2 separate regions of the Homo sapiens genome follow, and region 1 is linked to region 2. Evidence: read pairs that join two places in POLR2A ChIA-PET (ENCODE). Cell type or tissue: GM12878. All regions are shown on one strand. Links, peaks and the distances in the headings refer to the core of each region. The heading gives the core; the rest is flanking DNA.

Region 1 (12,581 bases), core at 5,594-8,093, 69 kb before region 2:
GCAGAGGGATTAGTTTAAGACCAGAAGTTTGAGACAGGCCTAGGCAACACAGTGAGACTCCATCTCTACCAAAAGAAACACAACTAACTGGACATGGTGGCACACGCCTGTATTCCCAGCTACTTAGGAGGCTGAGGTGGGAGGATTGCTTGAGCCCAGGAGTCCAAGGCTGCAGTGAGCTATGGTCATGCCAGTGCACTCCGGCCTGGGTGAGGAGTGAGACTCTGTCTCTAAAAAATTTAATAATAATAAATAAAAATATAAAAAGATTTTTCTGCTCTTTTTGTTTGTTTTTTAAGACAGGGCCTCACTCTGTCATCCAGGCTGGAGTGTAGTGGCACAATCACAGCTCACTGCAGACTTGACTTTCTGGGGCTCAAGTGATCCTCCCATCTTAGACTCCCGAGTAACTGGGACTACAGGCACCCGCCACCATGGCCCGGCTAATTTTTGTATTTTTGGTAGATACGGGGTTTCACCATGTTGGCCAGGCTAGTCTTGAACTCCTGGCCTTAAGTGATCCACCTGCCTCAGCCTCCCAAAGTGCTGGGATTACAGGTGTGAGCCTGGCCTCTTTCTGTTCTTTATCTGGAAGTTCTTAAAAATGATGGCAGGGAGTTACTGCAAACAAACACACAGACTTGGCAGAGGCATCTGGAAATTTTCTTTTTGTTTTTGAGACTGGGTTTCACTCCGTTACCTGGGCTGACTGCAGTGCAGCAGCACAATCACAGCTCACTGTAGCCTTGAACTCCAGGGCTCAGTTGATCCTCCCACCTTAGCCTCCCCAGTAGCTGAGACTACAGGCACATGACACCATGCCTGGCTAATTTTTTATTTTTTGCAGAGATGGGGTTTTACCATGTTGCCCAGGTTGGTCATGAACTCCTGGACTCAAGTGATGCTCCTGCCTTGGCCTCCCAAAGTGCTGTAATTACAGGCATGAGCCACGGTGCCTGGCCTGAAGATATTCATCAAGGCCTTTGGAGTAGAAATGGGTCTGCTTTTCTTGTCACAAGCTAACAGAGGAAAATGAATTTTGAGTATCCTTGTGTGCTTTTAATAAACCTTTGAGATCCCTGATCTCAAGGAACTTATGTTCTTATGGGAGAAAGATTCACAGTGATCAAATAACAGCAAACAATGAAAGTGAGACTGTGTGGCATGGACTCTACTTCAGAATTGAGCAGTCAGGATGGGTCCCCTGGACGGAACAGAACTTGGGCTGGGGCTTACAGGAGGACCAAGGATACAAAGGGTGAAGACATGCTGCCATGTGCTTGATGTAGGACACCCAGGGAGGAACTCCGGCTCCACGTGCTGGGGAGGTTGGGAGCTGTTCAGTAGGGGAGGCACATGGTGAGTGTGGCGTGCGGTCAAGATCAGCGGGGCGGTATGTGCAGGACAGATTGGGTCTGGATTGAGAAGCTGGAGTCTAGGAGGAAGCCAGGATGCTGAGAAGGGGAATCTAGGTTGTGCTGAAGGCCTTGACCACACCCCTGATTCTGGAAAAGGGGTGACAAAAGTAACAATGTGAAGAAAAATCAACACCATTAAAAACTGTAAAAACCACGGTCTTTTCCAAAGGTGGTGTGTACTAAAAACAAAACAAAACACAATATCCAACAAACAAACAAACAAAAAACAACCCACTGTCCTTGTGGCCAGTGGAGGGAGGGAGACTAAATGACACTGTATGTGTGTGTTGGTGCAAGATTTATAGCAATCTTCAGCCCCACCCATGAAAAATAATTTTGCTTTGCTTATTATAGTATAGTTTTTTTCTCTCTCCTGACCTCACAGTATTGTTCAATCTGTCTTTGTGGCCAGGCGCAGTGGCTCATGCCTGTAATCCCAGCACTTTGGGAGGCCAAGGTGGGCAGATCACTTAAGGTCAGGAGTTCAAGACCAGCCTGGCCAACATGGTGAAACCCTGTCTCTACTAAAAATACAAAATTAGCCAGGTGTGGTGGTGCATGCCTGTAATCCCAGCTACTCAGGAGGCTGAGGCAGGAGAATTGCTTGAACCGGGGAGGAAGAGGTTGCAGTGAGCTGAGATCGTACCACTGCACTCCGGCCTGGGCAGTAGAATGAGACTCCATCTCAAAAAACAAAACAAAACAAAAACAATCTGTTCTGTGGTTCCTGGGCACTTTGTGGTGTGGGATTAGAAAAACAGATTGGTGGTGGCTCACGCCTGTAATCCCAGCACTTTGGGAGACCAAGGCGGGTGGATCACAAGGTCAGGAGTTTGAGACCAGCCTGGCCAACATGGCAAAACCCTGTCTCTACTTAAAAAATACGAAAATTAGCTGGGTGGTGGCAGGCGCCTGTAATCCCAGCTACTCGGGAGGCTGAGGCAGGAGAATCACTTGAACCTGGGAGGCAGAGGTTACAGTGAACCGAGATCGTGCCATTGCACTCCAACCTGGATGACAAGAGCAAGACTCCGTCTCAAACAAAAAAAAAAAAAGAAAAACAGATTGAGATACAGAACTGGGAAGATGGGAACAAATGGAGGAGTGAAGGAATCTTTTTGTTTTTTTTTTTTTGAGCCAGAGTCTCGCTCTGTCGCCCAGGCTGGAGTGCAGGGGCGCGATCTCGGCTCACTGCAAGCTCCGCCTCCCGGGTTCACACCATTCTCCTGTCTCAGCCTCCTAAGTAGCTGGGACTACAGGCACCCACCACCACGCCCAGCTAATTTTTTGTATTTTTAGTAGAGATGGCATTTCACCGTGTTAACCAGGATGGTCTCGATTTCCTGACCTTGTGATCTGCCCACCTCAGCCTCTCAAAGTGCTGGGATTACAGGCGTGAGCCACCGCGCCTGGCCAAGGTTTTTTTTTTTTTTTTTTGAGATGGAATCTTGCTCTGTCGCCAGGCTGGAGTGCAGTGGCGCAATCTCAGCTCACTGCAGCAATTGTGATTGAGGTTCTTTTTAAAGCCCTTTGCAATGTGTGATTCTCTGAGTGCAGCTGAGCAGGACTGAACTGTGTGGAGCCCTAGATAAGACTTGGGTTATGGGTACGTGTTACATGTTCTCCATATTGCCAAGTGTTTCTTTAATCTCATTTCACCCTCCTCACATAACAGCTTCACGATGGAGTCAATTAGCATATGTAGCTGTTTCATAGACAAGAAACTGAGGGCCGCACAGCCAGTGCAGTGTGCTAGGGTTTTCTCTTTCTGCCCTACAGCTACCTGCAAACAGGCTCCTGCACAGGACTTCTACCCTTATTTGCATTTACCTCCTTGGGGTCAGTTGAAACACCCCTTCCACCATACATCAGCATCCCCAGATGCCTGCCCTTTCAGTCCCAACTGGACAGCTCCTTCATTACCTTTTTCTGCTCATGGCTTCCTTCCTTCATGTATTGTGGTTTCTAGGGCAGGATGAAAATCCTAAGTGTCACGCAACTGCCTCTGAGCAAAGAAATCAACCCCAATAACTGACAAGTTGTTTACACTGAGAGCTTCCTGGTGGAACCAAATATTCTACAATATTTAAGCCAGGTTTGGTACCCCTTGCGGCAAGGCAATGGGAATGATCAGGCCAGAAGAACTACCAGTTGTCTCATAGCAAAGGAATGTGGGGAGTGGGTGGGTGTGAGGACAAGAGGCAGATATGTGAGCTTCAGGGCTTTTGGAGGACATGCAGCTAATCCAGGTGGAATCTGGGAGCATGTGTCGTTCCCTTGCTGCAATGGGCTCATTTCATGGTGGCTTTATCTGCTGAGATTACATGGTGATGCTTTGCCTGCTAGCCTAGACAGCAGGTCCTTAGGGACTGGAGGCCCAGCAGACTCCCTTTCAGGCCTCTGGATTCCTGGAAGAGGAAGGAGTGTTCAAAGGTGAATTAAAAGGTGCCTTCCATCTGTGTAGGCAAAACAATGTTACCAGCCATAGCGATGGACTTGGAAGCAGCCAACATGAGTTGAACATGAACACATGGATGCTGAAGATCCTTTCTTTCTCTCTTTAAATTTTCTTTTTTTTTTGAGATGGAGTCTCGCTCTGTCGCCCAGGCTGGAGTGCAGTGGCGCTATCTTGGCTCACTGCTAGCTCCGCCTTCTGGGTTCATGCCATTCTCCTGCCTCAGCCTCCCGAAGTAGCTGGACTACAGACACCGGCCGCCACGCCTGGCTAATTTTTGTTGTATTTTTAGTAGAGACGGGGTTTCACCGTGTTAGCCAGGATGGTCTCGATCTCCTGACCTCGTGATCCACCCGCCTCGGCCTCCCAAAGTGCTGGGATTACAGGTGTGAGCCACTGCACCCGGCCCTCTCTTTAAAATTAAAAAAAAGAAAGTTTTTTAACTTTAACTAGGTCCTGACCAGACATAAAATTTTTTTAATTAAAAAATTTTTTTGGCCAGGTGTGGTGGCTCACACCTATAATCCCAGTACTTTGGGAGGCCAAGGCAGATGAATCACAAGGTCAGGCGTTCAAGACCCACCTGGCCAAGACGGCGAAACCCCGTCTCTACTAAAAATAAAAAATTAGCTGGGCGTGGTGGCGAGTGCCTGTAATCCCAGCTGCTCAGGAGGCTGAGGCAGAGAATTGCTTGAACCCGGGAGGCAGAGGTTGCAGTGAGCCGAGATCGTGCCACTGCACTCTAGCCTGGGCGACAGAGTGAGACTCCATCTCAAAAAAAAAAGTAAATAACATTTTTTTAAGAGACAGGGTCTTACTCTTTCATCCAGGTTGGACTGCAGTGGTGCGATCATGGCTCACATACAGCCTCGACTTCCCTGGACTCAGGTGTTCCTCGCACCTCAGCCACCAGAGGAGTAGCCAGGACCACAGGTGAGAGCCACCACACCCAAGCAATCTTCCTGCCTCAGCCTCTCAAATTGCTGGGATTAAAGGTGTAAGCCACCGCTCCTGGCCCTGAAGATTTCCTCCTCTCAGAAGAGACCGTGGCCTGGCCCTGGCTTGGGAGCTGATATGTTACCTGGAACTTCTGGAAATTGCTCTCCTGGCAGGGGAGAAGTTGAATTCTGGTGTGCCATGCTTGGGGGAAGCTGGCATGATGGAGGGAAGAGAGAGAAGGCTGTGGAAGGGAACTCAGGTTTATCTGGCTCCTGGCCTGTGCCAGACCCTGCATTTAAGCCTCCTAAACATCCTTCCAGATGGGCATTGTTATTCCCATTTAAGAAATAAGAGGCTGGGCGGCTGGGCGCGGTGGCTCATGCCTGTAATCCCAGCACTTTGGGAGGCCAAGGCAGGCGGATCACGAGGTCAGGAGATCGAGACCATCCTGGTGAACACGGTGAAACCCCGTCTCTACTAAAAATACAAAAGATTAGCTGGGCATGGTGGCAGGCACCTGTAGTCCCAGCTAATCGGGAGGCTGAGGCAGAAGAATGGTGTGAACCCAGGAGGTGGAGCTTGAAGTGAGTGGAGATCCTGCCACCCCACTCCAGCTTGGGTGACAGAGCGAGACTCCATCTCAAAAAAAAAAAAAAAAAAAAAAAAAGCGGCTGGACACAGTGACTCATGCCTGTAATCCCAGCACTTTGGGAGGCCGAGGTGGGTGGATCACGAGGTCAGGAGTTCGAGACCAGCCTGACCAACATGGTGAAACCCCGTCTCTACTAAAAATACAAAAATTAGCCAGGTGTGGTGGCATGCACCTGTAATCCCAGCTACTCAGGAGGCTGAGGCCGGAGAATCGCTTGAACCCAGGAGGCGGAGGTTGCAGTGAGCAGAGATTGCACCACTGCACTCCAGCCTGGATGACAGAGCGAGACTCTGTCTCAAAAAAAAAAAAATAAAAAAAGACATAACCTGTGCTAGGTGTGGTGGTGTGCACGGGCAATCCTGGCTACTCAGAGGCTGAGGCAGGAAAATCGCTTTAGCCCAGGAGTTTGAGTCTACAGTGTGCCATGACTGAGCCTGTGAATAGCCACTGACTCCAGCCTAGGCAACGTAGGGAGACCCTATCTCTAAAAAATGATAATAATAAGAGGAACCTGAGGCCCAGAAAGAAGGATATAACTGAAATTGACCCAATAGTTCCATAGACAGCTTTTCCTGATAAACAGAAATTGACATATCTTGTCTTAAAGCTGGAAACTCACCAGATTCAGACAATGAGATACCAGGTCTCTCAAAAAGTATCAAAGAATCTCATACACAGTTTTTCCTGATAAACAGAAATGGACACATCTGGTCTTAAAGCTTGAAACTCACCAGATTCAGACAGTGAGATACCAGGCCTCTCAAAAAGTAGGAAAGAACTGAAACTCACAGAGCATAGCATCCAGACAATGAGACCCAGGCCCCTCATTATCATGATTGCTTCCTTACCCCTCAGGAGTTCCTGTTTTCCCTTACATTGTTAAGTTTCTTCCCTGCTGTACAAACCCCTAATTTTAGCCAGGGAGATGGATTTGAGACTGAGCTCCCATCTCCTTGGCCACAGCACTCAATTAAAGCCTTCTTCCTTGGCAATCCTGTGTCTCAGTCATTGGCTTTTTGTGTGACCAACAGCAGGACCTAGACCAAACCCCTGGTGTGTCAGCAACCTAACCACAAACCAAGCATGGCCTCTTACAGGGGAAAGTAGAAATAGTGGTGCTGCTAACACAGGCTGGACCTGAGCTAGGAATAGAAAGAAACACAGGCTGACTGTATTTTGTCTAAACTGGGCACTTCTGAGAGTGAAAAAGGGCAATTAACATGCCAGGAAAATAGGCATCAACTGGACTGTTCTGGGCAAACCAGCATGTATGGTCACTACTCACAGAGCACCAGAAGGAAGCCATGCTCTGTGAAGCAATGGCCACCATTTACAATTTAATTCTCACAGCAACCCTAAGGTGGATATTGTTGTCCCCTGGCCATTTCTCCTGAGAGCAAGAATTTGACAAATGAGGACGCTGAGGTTCAAATAAGTTATTTAACTTTCTTTTTTTTTGAGACGGAGTCTTGCTCTGTTGCCCAGGCTGGGGGTGCAGTCTTGGCTTACTGCAGCCTCCACCTCACGGGTTCAAGTGATTCTCCTGCCTCAGCCTCCTGAGTAGCTGGGACTACAGGTGCGCATCACCATGCCCAGCTAATTTTTTATAGTTTTAGTAGAGACGGGGTTTCACCATGTTGGCCAGGCTGGTCTCGAACTCCTGACCTCCGGTGATCCACCTGCATTGGCCTCCCAAAGTGCTGGGATTACAGGCGTGAGCCACTGCGCCTGACCGGTTACTTAACTTTCTCAAGGTCCCACAGCTAGTAAGTGAGGAAGCTCTGGCAGGCTCCAAGCCCTTGCTCTTTCTGTGAGTCATGTTGCCTCCAAGGCCCAGGGCCATTGGAGGAAGACCAGAGGAGGAGGCCAGCTGGAGGGAACAAAGCTTGGGTCTTGGAGGGTGACAGGCCAGTCACCAGACAATCCCTGAAGTCTCCATATGGCCTCTCCCAGGGCTGGCTTGCAAGAGAAGGTGAGTGTGTAGTGGGGGTTTAGGGCGGGGTAGAGGCCCCCCAGGCTTCCACAAGGATCGTCCTGGGCTTCCAGGAAGGCGTGACCAAGGCAGAGGCTTGCCTGGGAATTTTCTAGGAAAGAAGTCATGCCCTGAGTTGCCCCATTTTTATGATTGGAGAACAGGAACACTGATACATCGAATGGCAGGTATCCTGGAGCCAGGACTGTCCCCTCTGGTCTATAGATTCTGCCATGGCCCTGGCTCAGTCTCTCTGGAACTCAGAGAATCGTGGTGGTCTGGGATGCAGGAATACTCCAGATTAGCAGCAGAAGGTGTGCAAGCATATGCATGCATGCAGAATTTGTAAGCCTCAGGGGTTAGTTCTTGCTCCATTCACAAGCCAGCCTGACCCTCCAGAGTGGACCAGTGGCCACAGCATAGAAAATGGAGGGCACAGGCCAAAGCTCAGATGGCCTTTGGAATCACCTTGACTTATGACATCACAGGCAGATGGGTAGGAAATAGGCCACCAGTCATCCAGTCAGGTGGATCACAGCACCTGCTCGCACCTGGGCCTGGGCCAGTGCTGGCTCTCGGGGACAAGTCTGCCTGCGGTACTTCACACAAGCACAATGGCCTGAGGCCTCTGCAAGCCAAAGTTGCATAAGCAAGGACTGATCATATGTCTTCATTCATTTATTAATTTTTTTAATTAGTAAGGTTATTTGAAGTAGTTTTAAGTTCACAGCAAAACTGAGTGGAAAGTACAGGGAGTTTCCATATCCCATATCCCACTGTCCCCACACATCTACAACCTCCTTTCATTCATTCATTTTTTTTCTTTTTTTGAGATGGGGTATCACTCTGTCACCCAGGCTGGAGTGCAGTGGTGTGATTTTGGCTCACTGCAACCTCCGCCTCCCAGGCTCAAGTGATCCTCCCACCCGAGCCTCCCCCGTAGCTGGGACCACAGGTGCGTCCCACCATGCCCAGCTAATTTTTTTGAATTTTTGGTAGAGACAGGGTTTTGCCATGTTGCCCTGTCTGGTCTCGAACTCCTGAGTTCAGACGATCCAACTTGGCCTTCCAAAGTGCTGGGATTACAGGCATGAGCCACCATGCTTGGCCTGTGAGAAAACATTTCAAGTGGTCAGTTTTCAAGGCATGATAAATCTAAGTACTGGCAGCCAGCCTGAAAATGTAACAAACCACAGGGCTCATGCATCTAGAAGGTCACAATAAACAAACAGAATGTAGAAGAGGGGTCAGCTCATAAAAGGGAAAAAAGTTTCATTATTGGGAAATCTAAACTTAAGTGGGGAAGGGGATGGGGTATAATCTTATAAGGGGGATAAGAAAACGTAGGCAATATCCGGGAAGATTGTAACCCCATAGTACTCAACCAATGAGGAACTGGGGGAGGGACTTCTGTGCTAAGGGATAAATTACCTGCTGTGACTGTCCCAGGCGTGCCTGCCTGCAAGACACCTGATCTTGCAAGACCACTATTAGAAGTCTCACTTTAACTGTTCTTCATGCCTCTAAGTCCATTCTTTGGGTTTGGACAGGTGAGCATGTTTCTCACAACCTGGGGGCCTGTCTGGGATCTCTGTGCCTGCATGGAGTGGGACTCTGGCCAAGAGGGGAGACATGTCCTACTCAATTTAGGTGGCCTGCTCTGTCGGGCATCCCGGCTCCCCACAGAAGCCATAGACAAACCCAAGACTTATTCAGGAGACAGTTGAGATGACACAGGGAGAAAAGCGGGCATCGTGGCAACCAGGCAACCTTGTGTGTGAGCCAAGGTGGAAAATTGGACTGTAAGTACTGCCTTGGTGGTTGGGCATTTTCGGCGGTTGAGTGTGTGTGTGACTGAGACGTATCTTAGATACAAAGTGAGTGCGGAGTCCTAATCCGTGGTTCTGTTCTCCCGAGAGGGAAATGGCTGGACACAGATGAAGCGATTCTCGGGGTGTGCAAGAAACCTCCAGTAAAGGGGGGTTGAGTACACAGGGAAACTCAGACACAGAGACTGACTGAAAATGGGAAACAGGAATTCTAGGCCTAGGGGACAAAGGAAAGAGGGAGCCAAAGAGACTCCTCTGACATTCCCCCAGATAGTCCTTTGGGGAGAATGTGGCAGGTTTGGAGGGACAACCCTCGAACCAGGGACAAGGAAAAGCAAAAGATAATAAAGCATTGCTGTTTTATCTGGCCCAAAGACCCCATTTGTAAGCCTTCAGGGTTTTGGCCCAAGTTTGGCTCAGATGAGGATTGGGTGTGCCAAGTTTTAATTCTCTATGTGAATGATAAAACCCCACCCTCACAAGAAGAGATGTTATGCTCTCTGCTGGATCAAGGAATTAGCCCCCATGTTTCCCTTCAAAGAAGAAGAAAAAGAGCCTAGTAAAAAGCCCTCACCCAGGGAAAAGCCCTGGGACCCCCTGTCATACATGCCCCCTCCATATGTCTCACAAAATAGGGGACAGGAAGATCAAGGGGCAGCAGGAGGGTTAGAGGAAGAAAGACCTGGAGACCATGGGGAAGCTGAACCAACTGCTCCTTTAAATCCTTATCCAAATTTGAAAAAAGAATTAGAACAGTGTAAGAGGGATATTGAAAACTTCCCTATCCCTTTCACACAGCAGGCATCTAGCATGTTCCCTTTTAGGGAAGTTCTCGTGGGACAGGGAGAGATTGGCTTTGTAAATGCTCCTCTTACAAGTACTAATGTTAGGAATTTCAAGAAGGAAATGAAACCACTCCTAGAAGATCCCCTCGGTTTAGCAGACCAACTGGACAAATTCATAGGACCCAGCTTTTACACCTGGGCTGAAATGATGTCTATCTTAAATATCCTGTTCATAGGAGAAGAAAAGGGAATGATTAGGAGAGTGGCCATGACTATCTGGAAGAGGCAACACCCTCCCAGGCAAGAAGTCTTGACAGTCGAACAAAAAACTTCCAAATGTCAATCCCAAATGGGATAATAATGATCCCAGGGACTAGGCCCAAATGCAGGACCTCAGAGAACTGATAGTTAAAGGGGTCAAGGAGCCCACTCCTAGGACACAAAATGTCTCAAAGGCATTCGAGATTCAACAAGAAAAAGAAAACTCCCTCTGCATTCCTGCAGAGGCCAGAGATCAGATGGAAAAAAAAAAACTCCAGATTAAGTTCAGAGAACCCAGTAAGGCAAAGCCTTTTAAAAGTTAACTTTGTAACTAAGAGCTGGCCTTGTGGGCCAGGAAGTGCAGCTGCAGGTTGGGGGGTGGCAGGTGTCGCAGAGCAGGAGCAGACAGCTGAAATAAAGGTAGACAGTGTGAGAGAGCTAGTGTGAGTAAACCCCTGATAAAAGAACTAATGTCTATAGTACACAAAGGGAGTCACTGGGGACCCCAGGCTCTGTGTAATGCAATACTTAGTGAGGCAGCCTTGTTGGCTGGGGTGGATGCCAGGATTCTTGGTCTTGCAGCTGGGGAGATTGGGGTTGCACAGGTGGAGTGGGTTTGGAGTAGGAATTTCGTGGCCGTGGGAGGGACCAGCTCTGCATTGAAGGGGGGGTCCTGAGCCGGTTGCCAAGTTGCAATAAAAATGTCAGAGTTTTCATAAATGGGCTAGTGAGGAGGGGGCTAGTGAGGAGGGGATGTCTTATCCTCCTAGGGCCCAATGATTTGGTTGTGACCAGATGTGCTATCTGTTTAGAGCAGAGTTTCTATCAGCCTTTACCTAATTGTGTCACTTATCTGGGAGGGAGAGTATCTGTGTCTGTTCCAGGTATCTTGCAGCTTCAGGCACCCACCCCCACACCCCAGTCCACTTTTAGCTTCCCTATCTTAGTGTGCCTAAAGGGAAAGGAATGTGCTTATTAAGGCCCACTGTTTTTACTGGGGCCCATTGTATGAGAGTGAAGTTTGGTGATTACCCAGGAGACTTCCCCCGAATCTCGATCCCCCCCAACCCCCCTCCTTCTGTGCTTGAGCTCTTTATCTGTGATTTACAGGCTGAGCTTTCAGGCGCCATTTGTTAGAAGAGAAGTAATTTCTTTGAACTGCATGAGGTTAGAAAGGGAGCTATTTCTGAGCTGCTTTTTAATAGAAGGAAAGTTTTCTGCCAGGGACTCACTTTACCTTGTCTACCTAAATTTCTTTCTGCCTCCTATAACATTAGGAATTATGGGTGTATAGGGACTTATACCCTCACTAAACAAGTATGTGGAAATTGTGTAACTTGTCAAAGGATAAACCAAAAGGTAATTAGAAAACAGGCCACAGGAGGAAGACCTCCTGGACTAAGACCATTTCAAAGCATTCAAGTATATTTTACAAAAATGCTCAAAGTAGAAAGACGAAAGTATTTACTGGTGATCGTAGATCACCTTTCCAGCTGGGTGGAAGCCTTTTGCCTCCCAACAGCCACCACCAGGTATATGGTCAAAATTATATTAGAACAGATTGCACCTAGCTTTGGCCTGGTGAAAAATATTGATTCAGACAATGAGAGCCACTTTACCTCAAAGGTGTTAAGGGGAATTATGGAAGGTTTACAAATTAGATGGGATTATCACACCCCTTGGCATCCCCCTTCCTCTAGAAAGGTAGAAAGAATGAATCAAACTCTCAAAAAGCATTTCACCAAACTAATCTTAGAAACTAAAATGCTTGGACCAAATGTCTCCCAATAGCACTCTGCAGGATTAGGACAGCTCCAATAAAAGACTTGGGATTGTTCCCTTACAAGTTATTATATGGGCTCCTGTATTTAGGCAGAGCTACAGATCTCCCTACTATGGAAACCAAGGATCAATTCTTAAGAAATTATATACTGGCCATATCCTCCACCCTGTCATCCCTTAGGTTAAAAAGACTTCTAACTCAAACTCCACCTCTTAAGTTTGTGGTTCACCACTTCCAGCCTGGTGACTTCATGCTGATTAAGACTTGGAAATAAGACAAGCTCCACCCAAGCTGGGAAGGTCCCTATCAAGTGCTCCTGACCACTGAGATGGCCCTGCAAACAGCTGAATGGAGGTGGACTCACTATATTCGAGTCAAGGGACTGGTAAAAGAGATCCCGGAAGGGAGGGAAAAAGATCAGTGGAAAGTGCCCGAGTCTAACTTTAACTCTTAACTTTAAGGAACCCTTAAAGTGAACTCTAAGAAA
Region 2 (12,581 bases), core at 3,400-5,899:
ACTTGAGATCCAGTGCCCCTTGGCAGCCGATTGCAGTGGGTAAGCTGAGCTCAGGGTTGCAGGCCAGCAGGGCGGCAGTCAGCACACAGAGCTTTCCTATCCCCCCAGGAAACCTGCAAGGACCCCAGTAGGCCTTAGATGGCCAGTGTTGGCAAATCCTAACTGGGAGGCAAACTGGGAGAGCCCACTGCCGTTGCAGACTGGTTACTGTCCCCGCTGGAGCCCTGTGGAAGTGGGTAGAAATCCAGGCCTAAGGAGGGTACCAAGCCAGAGCCACCTGCCCCCTAGTACCCCAGCCTGGGGGGGCCACCCAGTGAGCATTTCTGTCTCCTCGGGTGCTGTAGTCAAGGTGAAAAGCAAGTTGCAACCTGAAGGCTGGGCATTCCAGGTATAGGGCTTCTTCTGGTTAAAATGTGTGGGTACGGGGACTAGGGGAGGCTTGGAAGGGGCTGTCCCCAGAGTTTCTATGAGTGAATATATACTTTGAAACACTTAGAACCTTATTGTCAGCATGGACAGACAGGGACCTTGGGGACAGAGGGACATTAAGGCCAACATCTTGTTTTATAGATCAGTAAACTGAGGTCCAGAGACCCATGGCCTAGCGAAGGAGGTTCAAGTGCAGGCCTTCCTGACCACAGTGCACCGCCAAGGCTCCTTCTCTACACCACTGCATGTGTGCGTGTGAGTGGGCAGCTGCACACCATCGTATACGTAAACGTGTTTACGCATGGAGTACATGTGCTTTATGGTGCAGGGGTGAAGGCACAAAGGCGTGTGTATGGGGGGGCTGGGGTGTTATACTAGCAGGCTGAGCAGACTGTAACAAGGGGACACACATCTCTCTTTTGGGCCAACCCATGTTTGGAGAAGACAGGAGCTTTCTCATGCACAAGCGCCAAGAGAGGAAAGTGAACCCAGGTTTGGGCGGTCTGTGGTGACTTGTGCCATGGACCATGTGGAAGCCTGAAGATGCCTGGGGCCTTCGTAGTACCATTGCCTTTAGCCTCCCGTGGCCACCTGCAGCAACTGCCATCACCCTTACTGTGGACGGGAGTTGCACTGCTAAAGTCCCCACGGCCCTGCAGGATGGCCAGAGATGTCTGCCCTCACTCCGCTACCCTCTCAGTCTTCTTTGACCACTCTGGTCCCCCAACCTCAATGTCGACCCCACATCTGCAAGTGACATCACTGTCCATGTAGCTCTGTAAGTCTTCAAACTGGGAGTCAGCCTACCTCCTGCCATCACTGACCTTCAAGCAATCCAGATGAAAAATGCCTCTGGGCATTTTGGGGACAGGAGATATAAGGAATGAGTCATAAATATCCTGTCATATAAAATAGGATGCTATGAAACACTCCCCGGGTCATGTCAAAAGGAGACAGGAGCCAACCTGAATACACTTCCACCAGCCAAAGGCGAGATTTTTTGAGCACCAGTAAGATTAATAACTGCAATGGATTGACACCAATCAGACATGTTTAAATCCACTGATTCACACATATTTAAAAATAACTAGTTTTTCACCTTAGGGGGATGCTAGGCAGCTGGTAAATAAAGGGAAAGCATTAAATATTTGTCATGTCTTTTGCATATGATCTATCTCTCAGGATAACTAAATAATCAATGAGGGCAAGTTTCACTTTGTAGAAATATGCAGGTTAATAAAATAAGAAATAATACAGTTATAATGTCACTATTTTGCAATTCCTCATGAATTTAAGTAATGATCATCCATGGCTGCAGATGTTGCAAAATGAGACACAACCAGAAGTTAGGTGCTTCCTGATGGAAGCACATATCACCATCTAGGAGGTGGTCTTGAAAAAAATAGTTGGACGTGAATTTGTTCAAGCCTCCCTAACTAAATACAGAAGACAGAAGACATGTTAAATGGTACCACAGGGTTGCAATCAACCAAATTCAGACTGTGGGAAACTGCAAGGATAAACAACCTAGTTTCCAGCTTGGTGCGGTAGCTCACGCCTGTAATTCCAACACTTTGGGAGGCTGAGGCTGGTGGATGACTTGAGGTCAGGAGTTCGAGACCAGCCTGGCCAACCTGGTGAAACCCTGTCTCTACTAAAAATACAAAATTTAGCTGGGTGTGGTGGCACACGCCTGTAATCCCAGCTACTCGGGAGGCTGAAGCTGGAGAATCACTTGAACCCTGGAAGCTGAGGTTGCAGGGAGCCGATATCACGCCACTGCACTCCAGGCTGGGTGATAGCAAGACTCGGTCTCCAAAAAAAACCAAAAAACAAAAACAAAATTAAAAAAATCCCCCAATTTCCTTAACAAAACAGTATTACAAAACAAAAAGAGACGGAGGGGAAACTTGCAGGTTTTAAGATTTATCAACCAAGCCCTATTTATAGACTTTATTTGTATATTAATTCAAACACCTGTTAAAAAAGAAAATGAGGCCAGGAATGGAGGCTCACACTTGTAATCCCAGTGCTTTGGGAGGCTGATGCGGGTGGATCACTTGAGGCTAGGAGTTCCAGATTAACAAAGTGGGCAACAAAGTGAAACCTTGTTTCTACAAAAATTTTAAAAAATTACCAGGCATGGTAGTGCACGCCTGTAGTTCCAGCTACTCAGGAGACTGAGGCAGAAGGATTACTTGAGCCCAGGAGTTTGAGGTTGCAGTGAGCTATAGTTGAACCACTGAACTCCAGCCTGGGTGACAAAACAACATCCTGTCTCAAGAAAAAAAAAAAAAGAAAAAGAAAAAATTATAATTGAAGAAATAGAAAACACCAACTGGATTATAATTTCCATTAATGACTTATTATTGATTTTTATATGATAAAGTAGTGACTTCTTTCTTTCTTTCTTTTCTTCCTTGCCTTTCCTTTCTTTCTTTCTTTTTTTTTTTTTTTTTGAGACAGATTCTTGCTCTGTCACCCAGGCTGTAGTGCAGTGGCTCGATCTCAGCTCACTGCAAGCTCTGCCTCCCAGGTTCACGCCATTCTCCTGCCTCAGCCTCCCAAGTAGCTGGGATTACAGGCGCCCGCCACCACGCCCGGCTAATTTTTTGTATTTTTAGTAGAGAGGGGGTTTCACTGTGTTAGCCAGGATGGTCTCGATCTCCTGACCTTGTGGTCTGCCTGCCTCAGCCTCCCAAAGTGCTGGGGTTACAGGCCCAGGAACAGGATAATGATAATATCTGTTCCAAACAGTGTCTTCACTAAATAATCCCAACCAGTAAGAAATAGAATCATTTCAATCACAAGACTCAAGTCACTCCAAAAAGATGATGCTAAGAGCTGTTGATCACGTGTTCCTACAGCGATCCATACCAACATACTGATGAAGCTACAGCTAAGGTATTAGGCTACTGTGCTCCCATCTAGGAAGTGACCCCCAGGGATTCTTCACCCTGTGCTTTCACCAGCACTCTGTATATGAACTTAACCACCTCAGCACTCCCCCCTGCTTTTGCCATGTCTTCTGTGTTTGGATGTTGAGTATTGCTGGATGGAAAGCTTTGCTATCAGCAGAACAATGGTTGAGGTTGTAAAAGCCTACTAAGTGCCATTCTAAAATGGGTCGTTGTGCTGTATGAAACAACAACCACAACAACTCAGAAGCTTCAAACAATAATCCTTTATTGTCACGCTCATGACCTGTGGGTCAGCTGTACAATTCAGCTGAAATTGAATCGTACCTTGGTTGATCGAGGCTAGACTCCAAGCTGCAGGCTGAGTTCAGATCTGCTCGGCATGTCCCTCGTTCTCCTGGGACCAGCGGCTACCCAGGGATTATGGCCTGTTCCTGGAGACTCATTCCTGGACCCAGAAGGAAGGAGCAGCAGCTATATGGGGCACGTTCTTGTCATGGCAGATTACTGCAGCATGAGAAGGCATGTCCAACTGAGCAAGCACATTTCAAAACTTCTCATGTCAGGTTCACAAGTTTCCTACTGGCCAAAGCAAGTCACATGGCCAAACACAAAATCAAAAGGTGGGAAAGTATTCTCTGTCCACCATGGCAAGGATGTGGGTGGATAATTATATTACAAGGGACAAATAATTCAATCTTTCACAGTCTTTGGGGATCCAGGGCACTGCCTTTGTTCATGCCCCAGCACTTCTCATCAAGACAAAAGAACATCCTGCTAGGAGACTTTCCTGCCACTAGCAGAGCCCCTTCAAACCTAGTGGCAGCTAGAGTGATTTTTTTTTTTTTTTTAACTAGCTCTCCTCTAGTTTTGTCTGTTTGTGTGTATGGTAAAAAAATGCATAAGATAAAATTTACCATCTTTTTTTTTTGAGACAGAGTTTTGTCTTGTTGCACAGGGTGGAGTGCAATGGTGCATTCTTGGCTCACTGCAACCTACGCCTCCCAGGTTCAAGCTATTTTCCTGCCTCAGCCTCCCGAGTAGCTGGGATTACAGGCATGCGCCACCACGCCCAGCTAATTTTTGTATTTTTAGTTGAGACAGGGTTTCACCATGTTAGCCAGGCTGGTCTCAAACTTCTGACCTCAGGTGATTCACCAGCCTCAGCTCCCAAAGTGCTGGGATTATAGGCGTGAGCCACCACACCCATGCCTGGCTCCCCTTTCCTTTTTTTTGTTGTTTTTTTTTTTTGTTTTTTTTGCATAGAGTCTCACCCTGTTGTCCAGACTGGAGTACAGTGGTGTGAACTCGGCTCACTGCAACCTCTGCCTCCTGGGTTCAAGCAATTCTCCTGCGTCAGCCACCTGAGCAGCTGGGACTACAGCCGTGTACCACCACACCTGGCTAATTTTCGTATTTTTAGTAGAGACAGGGTTTCACCATGTTGGCCAGGCTAGTCTCGAACTCCTGACATCAAGTGATCCACCTGGCTTGGTCTCCCAAAGTGCTGGGATTACAGACGTGAGCCACTGTGCCTGGCCAAAATTTACCATCTTAACCATTTCTAAGTATAGAGTTAAGTACCGTTAGTTAAATTCGCATTGTTATGGAAGAGCTCTCCGGAATTTTTTTAGCTTGCAAAAGTGAAACTATACCCATGAAACTAACACCTCTGTATTTCCCTCTCCCCAGCCCCTGACAACCACTATTCTACTTTCTGTTTCTATGAATTTGACTACTATAGACAACTCATGTAAGTAGAATCACATAGTATCTGTGTTTTGGGGACTGGCTTATTTCACTTAATAAGATGTTCTCAAGGTTCAACCATGTTGTAGCATGTGTCAGAATTTCCTTCCTTTTTAAGGCTCAATAATATTCCGTTGTATGTATATACCTCATTTTCTTTATCCATTTGTCAGTGGACACTTGGGTTGCTTTTGACCTCTTGGCTATTACAACTAGTGCTGCTGTAAGCATAGTGTGGAAATATCTCCTTGAGATCCTGTTTTCAATTATTTTGGCTGTAAAACCAGAAGTGAGATGGTTGGGTCATAGGATAGTTCTATTTTTAGTGTTTTAGGAACTTCCATATTGTTTCCCATAGTAGCTGCCCCATTTTACATTCCCACCAGCAGTGCAGAAGCATTCCAGTTTTCACACATTATTGCCAACACTTGTTATTTTCTGTTATTTTGATACTAATTATCCTAATACGTGTGTTTTTTTTCTTTTTTATTTTGGAGACAAGAGTTTTGCTCTTGTCTCCCAGGCTGAAGTGCAGTGACGCAATCTCAGCTTACTGCAACCTCTGCCTCCTGGGTTCAAGTGATTCTCCTGTCTCAGCCTCCTAAGTAGCTGGAATTACAGGTGCCTGCCACCACAACTGGCTAATTTTTTGTATTTTTAGTAGAGACAGGGGTTTTACCATGTTGGCCAGGCTGGTCTCGAACTCCTGACCTCAGGTGATCCACCTGCCTCAGCCTCCCAAAGTGCTGGGATTACAGGCGTGAGCCACAATGCCGGGCCTCAATTTTTTAATTAAATTTTTTATTTTGAGATAATTATAGATTCACATGCATTATAAGAAATAATATAGACAGATTCCATGTACTCTTCACCTGGTTTCCTTCTCATTTCCTCAGTGGCAACATCTTGCACAATAGTACAATATCCACAGCCAGGAAATTGATATTGATACAATCCATAGATCTTGTTCAGATTTCAGCAGCTTACATATTCAGAGTGACATTTTAAACAAGCAAATCTGATCCTATCACTTACCTGCTTAAAACTTTTCCAAGGATGTTCATTACATAATTGTTTGAACTGGTTTATTTTTGAGACGGAGTCTCGCTCTATTGACCAGGCTGGAGTGCAGTGGTGTGATCTCGGCTCACTGCAAGCTCCACCTCTGGGTTCATGCCATTCTCCTGCCTCAGCCTCCCAAGTAGCTGGGACTACTGGCGCCCACCACCATGCCCGGCTAATTTTTGTATTTTTAGTAGAGACGGGGTTTCACCGTGTTAGCCAGGATGGTCTCGATCTCCTGACCTTGTGATCCGCCCGCCTCACCCTCCGAAAGTGCTGGGATTACAGGCGTGAACCACCGCGCTGGGCCTGAACTTGTTAAAAAATGAGAACCAACCTAAATGTCCAGCAGCAGCAGGATGGTTGAATAGATTACATTGCGTCCATATAATAGGCACACAATCCAGCCAGGAAAACTTGGAGCAGTCGTATGTACGCTGATATGGGCTGGGTTCCATGGTCTATTCTTTTCCTACGGAAAAAAGCCAGGTACAGGATTGTGAATACCTGGCCGGGCACGGTGGTGCACGCCGTAATCCCAGCATTTTGGGAGGCTGAGGCGAGTGGATCACCTGAGGTCAGGAGTTTGAGACCAGCCTGACTAACATGGTGAAACCCCATCTCTACTAAATACAAAAAATTAGTGGAGTGTGGTGGCACATGCCTGTAATCCCAGCTACTTGGGAGGCTGAGGCAGGAGAATCACTTGAACCCGGGAGGCAGAGGTTGCAGTGAGCCGAGATCATGCCATTGCACTCCAGCCTGGGCAACAAGTGCGAAACCCTGTCTCAAACAAATAAATAAATAAAAATAAATAAATTGTGGATACCTTTTGGGTATAAAGGCATACAATATAGGAAAGGGTACATAGTACACTGACCACAGTAGTTGTCTCAGCAGGCTGAGATTGTGTAGTGGGATGGAAAGTTAATTCACTCTGTTTTGTAGTGGTTCTCAAAGTTCTGCGTTTGAAGAACCCCTCAAAGTTCAGGACCCCTCTACACTCTAAAAATTACTCAGTGTCCCCAAAAACATTTTCATTAATGAGGGTTATCAGAAATTAAAGCTAAGAAATTTAAAAAATATTTACATATTAATTCATTTAGAAATAACAATAGGCCAGGCGAGGTGGCTCGTGCCTGTAATCCCAACAATTTGGGAGGCCAAGGCAGGCTGATCACTTGAACTCGGAAGTTCGAGACCAGCCTGGCCAACATAGTGAAATGCCATCTCTACAAAATATACAAAAATTAGGCTGGGCGTGGTGGCTCATGCCTGTAAACCCAGCACTTTGGGAGGCCAAGGCTGGTGGATCATGAGGTCATGAGATCGAGACCATCCTGGCTAACACGGTGAAACCCCGTCTCTACTAAAAATACACAAAATTAGCTGGGTGTGGTGGCACACGCTTGTAGTCCCAGCTACTTGGGAGGCTGAGGCAGGAGAATGGTGTGAACCCGGGAGGCGGAGCTTGCAGTGAGCCGAGATGGTGCCACTGCACTCCAGCCTGGGCAACAGAGCAAGACTCCATCTCAAAAAAAAAATTATATATATATATACACACAAAAAAATTAGTCAGGTGTGGTGGTGGTGTGTGCCAGTAGTCCCAGCTACACAGGAGGCTGAGACTGGAAAATCACTTAAGCCCAGGATGCGGAGGTTGCAGTGAGCCGAGATTGTGCCACTGCACCCCGGCCTGGGCAACAGAGTAAGACCCTGTCTCAAAAACAAAAAAAAAAAAAAGAAAGGAAATAACAACAATAAAGCAATTATATGTTAATATAAATGACAGTTTTGTAAAAAGTAACTATCCTTTCCAAAACAAAAACATTTAGTGAGAAAAATGACTTTGTTTTGCATTTTTGCAAATCTCTTTAATATCTGACTTAATTGAAAAATCTTCATTCTCATATCTGTTTCTGCATTCGATCTATCAGAATACATTGTTTTGGTTGGAGTATGTGAAGAAAATTCATGTCAGTAAGATATGTAGTTAGAAAAAAGAGACTTTAAATAGCCTTTTGTGGGTATTCTTTGATAGCACATCGACTGGACAAGCAGCAGTTTCTCAAAGCAATGTAGAATCTGAAACCATAGCAATGACATATTCATACTGTTACATTAAAACTCATTGTTCCGGCTGGGCGCCGTGGCTCATGCCTGTAATCCCAGCACCTTGGGAGGCTGAGGCCAGACGTATTACATGAGGCCAGGAGTTTGAGACTAGACAGGCCAACATGACAAAACCCCGCCTCTACTAAAAATACAAAAATTAGCTGGGTTTGGTGATGCACATCTCTAATTCTAGCTACTTGGGAAGCTGAGGCACAAGAATTGCTTGAACCCGGGAGGCAGAGGTTGCAGTGAACCGAGATTTTGCCACTGAACGTCAGCCTGGGTGACAGAGCAAGACTCTGTCTCAAACAACAAAACAAAACAAAAGCCATTGCTCTCTCTTGTCCCCCCACTTTTTTTTTTAAGACAGGGTTTCACTCTGTCACCCAGGCTAGGGTACAGTGGCTTGATCATAGCTCATTGCAACCTCAGACTCCTGAGCTCAAGCAATCCTCCTGTCTCAGCCTCCTTAGTAGCTGGAACTATAGGTGTGTGCCACCACACCTGGCTAATTTTTTATTTTTTAAAATAAAGATGGGGTCTTGCTATGTTGCCCAGGCCGGTCTCCAGCTCTTCGCCTCTAGTGATCCTCCCACCTCTACCTGCCAAAGTGTTGGGATTACAGGCATGAGCCACTATACTCAGCCCTGTCTTGTACCTTAAGTGAATCTTTTATGTGAGTGTAGTTCTGTAACATTATGCATTTGTCATTTGGAAAGTACTGATAGAGTTATGCAGATCATCCAATTTTTGACACATTTTGTTAGACAATATTGAAAAATCATGTGTGTTAATATCACTACTAATCTCATAAGAAAATTGTTTAAGTAAGGCTGGGCACGGTGACTCATGCCTGTAATCCCAGCACTTTGGGAGGCCGAGGTGGGTACATCACCTGAGGTCAGGAGTTCAAGACCAGCCTGGCCAACATGGTGAAACCCCATCTTTACTAAAAATACAAAAATTAGCCAGGTGTGGTGGCGTGTGCCTGTAATTCCAGTTACTCAGGAGGCTGAGGCAGGAGAATTGCTTGAACCCAGGAGGCAGAGGTTACAGTGAGCTGAGATTATGTCATTGCACTCCAGCCTGGGTGACAGAGCAAGACTCCATCTCACACAAAAAAAAAAAAAAGAAAAGAAAGGAAAAAAAAAGTGTTTAAGTACTTAGAAGCTTGTTAAGCTCACAATGGTGGATACACATTTTCCAAAATTCTAACTTTTGCTTGAAAGCTCAAATTTTATCATTGGCAACAAATGCTGTCAGTTGCTTTTATGGAGTGACAGTTTCACTTTATTTATTGTTAAGAAATGTCTGCTAAATACCAGTCGGAATAACCATAGTTTGTCAGTCTTTCAAGTAAAAATGGTGTTCTATGAAAAAAGCAGCTAGTTTGGCTGACAACTCAGACAATCACACAAGCGCTTTTCCTTAGAGAAGCCCATCATCCTTTGGTAAGCAGCAGAAGTGCTTTCTACATACTCCTCCTTTCATCACACAAAATATCAAGCATAGAAAGATATATACTGCTCACAGATTGAGAGTTAATAAAAGTATTTTTTACTGTTCCATCAAGGTCATTCATAAATGAAATGTTTTTAAATTGCAAATACATGGCAATGAAGAATACAATGCTAGCCTGGGCAACATACTGAGACACCGTCTCTACAAAAAATAAAAAAATAGCCGATGTGGTGGTACGTGCCTGTAGTTCCAGCTAATTGGAGGCTGAAGTGGGAGGATCGCTTGAGCCCAGGATGTCAAGGCTGCAGTGTCAGGGAGGAAAAACGTTTTGTCTGCACTCAGGTTCATTGATTAGAGGTCTGTGAATTAAACTGACAAAGGACAGAATAACAGGAGAAAAGGCACACAACTTTTATGAATATTTACCTGCATGAGAGTTCACAGAAAAGAACTGAAACTCAAAGAAGTCATTAGACATGGGGACTTACACAACATTTTAACAAAGGAAAGAGGGTTTGGGCATCAAGGGTGACAAATTGTGGGGAAGTGGCTAGGAAATATATGGGGGAACGAATGGACGATAGAGGTTATTTTAGTAAGGTCTGTTTATGCAAAATCATCTTGGTATTCACAAAGGGAAATTTATGCCCTGTTTTTTGCAGCTAAGAGGAAAGCAGAGAACTCATCCTGCAACTGTTGATTCCCAGTTGCATTCCACTCAAAATAGTTCTTCTGCCAAAGTGGCTTATTTTGGAGTGGCATATTTTGATCCTCTCAGGCACTACTGCCTTAACTTGTGTTGAAGCAATGACACGTTCACTCGCCATTGCTCTCAAGCAGTCAGTCAAATGATAACACATCATTTGAATGAAAAGGGCATAGAATGTCTGAGTATTACTATAAACATAGTTTTGACCTTGCAGATCTCTAAGTATCTTGGGGACCTCCAGGGTCCATAGGCCATACTTTGACAACACTGCTGTTCCGTATTGTATTACTTGTTTACTTACTTTAACCAACAAATAAATAATTTTTTCAGACAGGATCTTGCTCTGTTACCCAGACTGGTGTGCACTGGCATAATCATAACTCACTGCAGCCTTGACCTCCCGGGCTCCATTGATCCTCCTGCCTCAGCCTCCTGAGTAGCTGGGGCTACTGGTGCATGCCACCATGCCCAGCTAATTTTTGTATTTTTTGTAGAGTTGGGGTTTCACCATGTTGCCCAGGCTGATCAGAAATTCCTGGGCTCAAGTAATCCTCCCACCTGGCCTCCCAAAGTGTTCAGATTACAGGTGTGAGCCACCACACCCAAATAAACAATTTTAAAGCACCTCTTCCATGGCTCTCTACTGCTGAGTGTAAAGTACAGATGCCTTGGCCTAAGATCCAAAGCCTTAAGTGACTGGCCTTTGCCTCTTTGCCACTGGCATGTCCTCGCTCTTTATCCAAACACAGGTCAAGCCACAGAAGTTACTGGGATTCCCAGAACGTATTTGCATGCGTTTCTGTCCCTGCGTCCATCTCCATTTTCTCCCAAGCATTCTTTAAGCCCAAGTACCACAGTCAATCTCTCTGACTCCTCCAAGAAAAGGCCATTGCAGCCATGATTAGTGAAGGGCTGCAGATACACAAGTAAGGTGGGATGCACTGCAACTCACCTAGCATCCTCCCAGGGCTTACTCTGCCATAGGATCTCTGGTGCCAGACCTAAAAATGTGTGCGGAAGGAATGGAGGCAGGTGCTGGGGAGAGGGGAGGCCTGCCAGGAATTCTAGAATGCACCAAAAAAGGCCACTTCCTTCTGTTGCCAAGGTCCTGGGTCTCTATGCTTTAGGGCAAGGGTGTCTGGGGATGGTCCTTGTGAGGGGCAACTGGGGACCCTAGTGGGGCAGGCCTAGGGCTGCCAGATAAAATATAGAAAGCTTAGTTAAAATTAGATTTAAGATAACAAATACTCTTTTAGTATAAGTATATCCCAAATACTGCATAGAACCTCCTCATCCTAAAAAAAAATTCAATGTTTATCTGAAATTCAAATGTAATGGAGTCCTGTATTGTTGTTTGGTAAATCTGGCAATCCCGTGTAGGCCTTTGCTATTCAGCTCGCTGAGCAAAGTGGCCCCTCTTCACTTACCTTGCCACCTACCAGACCTGCCCAGACCTGGTCCTGGCTGCCTCCAGGCAGCACAGCCCACTGAAAGGAACCCTTTCCGTCCCAAAGCTGCCCAGAGCCTGAGAACAGAAGCAAACTGCGCGCTTGGATGGATATGGCGGATTAGGCTATGCCTTTGGAGAACTAACTCCTCTCGGAGAAGGGGGCTCTCTCTCACAGCCAGGACCTTCTGGGGTGCCTATGCGGAGACGCCCTCCTTCCTTGACCCACTTCTTCTCCCCACTCCCCGCTGATGCCCAGCCCTCTCTCTAACCTTCCTGAGTTGCTGTCTCTGCAACTCCCCCTGCCAGGACTGGCTATCAATCCCTTCAGAAACTAAAGCCCAGTCCAGCCCCTGGGAGGCCTCCTGGGTGTCTGGGATTCCCCTGGTGGGATGCGTCTGGCCTGAGGTTGGAGACAATGATGCGTTCTTCCTCCCAGCCAGTGGCTTCTCTACCAGCCAGACTGCTTTGCCTTTTCTCCTTTTAAGGACCTGAGGGCAAACTCTCCTTCCCTCTGGGAGGACTTCTTTCTTCCAAAGGTCCCAGAGGGGGGTGTGTCCTTTAGCTTGAGGCCCTCGCTTTCCTCCATTCTCATGACCTTGCCCCCTTCCCTGTGGAGGGTCTTGTTATGCTGAAGGCACCTTTCCCTCCTTCCGGACTGGCGTTCCTAGCATCCCCACGGAAACCGAAA

The links. ChIA-PET counts read pairs that join two places held together with the same protein. Peaks named below come from ENCODE experiments on the same cell type or tissue, not always from the same donor. Only the 100,000 strongest peaks of a DNase experiment are listed, where the experiment ranks them.
Region 1: POLR2A ChIA-PET joins it to region 2 with 5 read pairs; 7 of 35 experiments call an interaction of 5 or more read pairs at or near these places.

What each region holds. Positions count from the first base shown.
Region 1 is chr15:75,054,941-75,067,521 of GRCh38, forward strand. No RefSeq gene overlaps it. Among named protein-coding and RNA genes, the nearest start is that of PPCDC, 38 kb to the left of the region's middle. RefSeq lists an enhancer at 6,747-6,796. In GM12878, for the core only: no CTCF peak of the experiment used is centred there; a DNase peak (open chromatin) is centred at 6,571; H3K27ac peaks cover 1,191 bases.
Region 2 is chr15:75,126,087-75,138,667 of GRCh38, forward strand. It overlaps LOC124903530 (a long non-coding RNA gene), which reads left to right and starts at 4,850. Exons shown (of 2, transcript XR_007064721.1): 1 at 4,850-5,100. RefSeq lists enhancers at 4,650-4,839, 4,880-4,939, 5,110-5,359. In GM12878, for the core only: no CTCF peak of the experiment used is centred there; DNase peaks (open chromatin) are centred at 4,680 and 5,005; H3K4me3 peaks cover 749 bases; H3K27ac peaks cover 2,500 bases.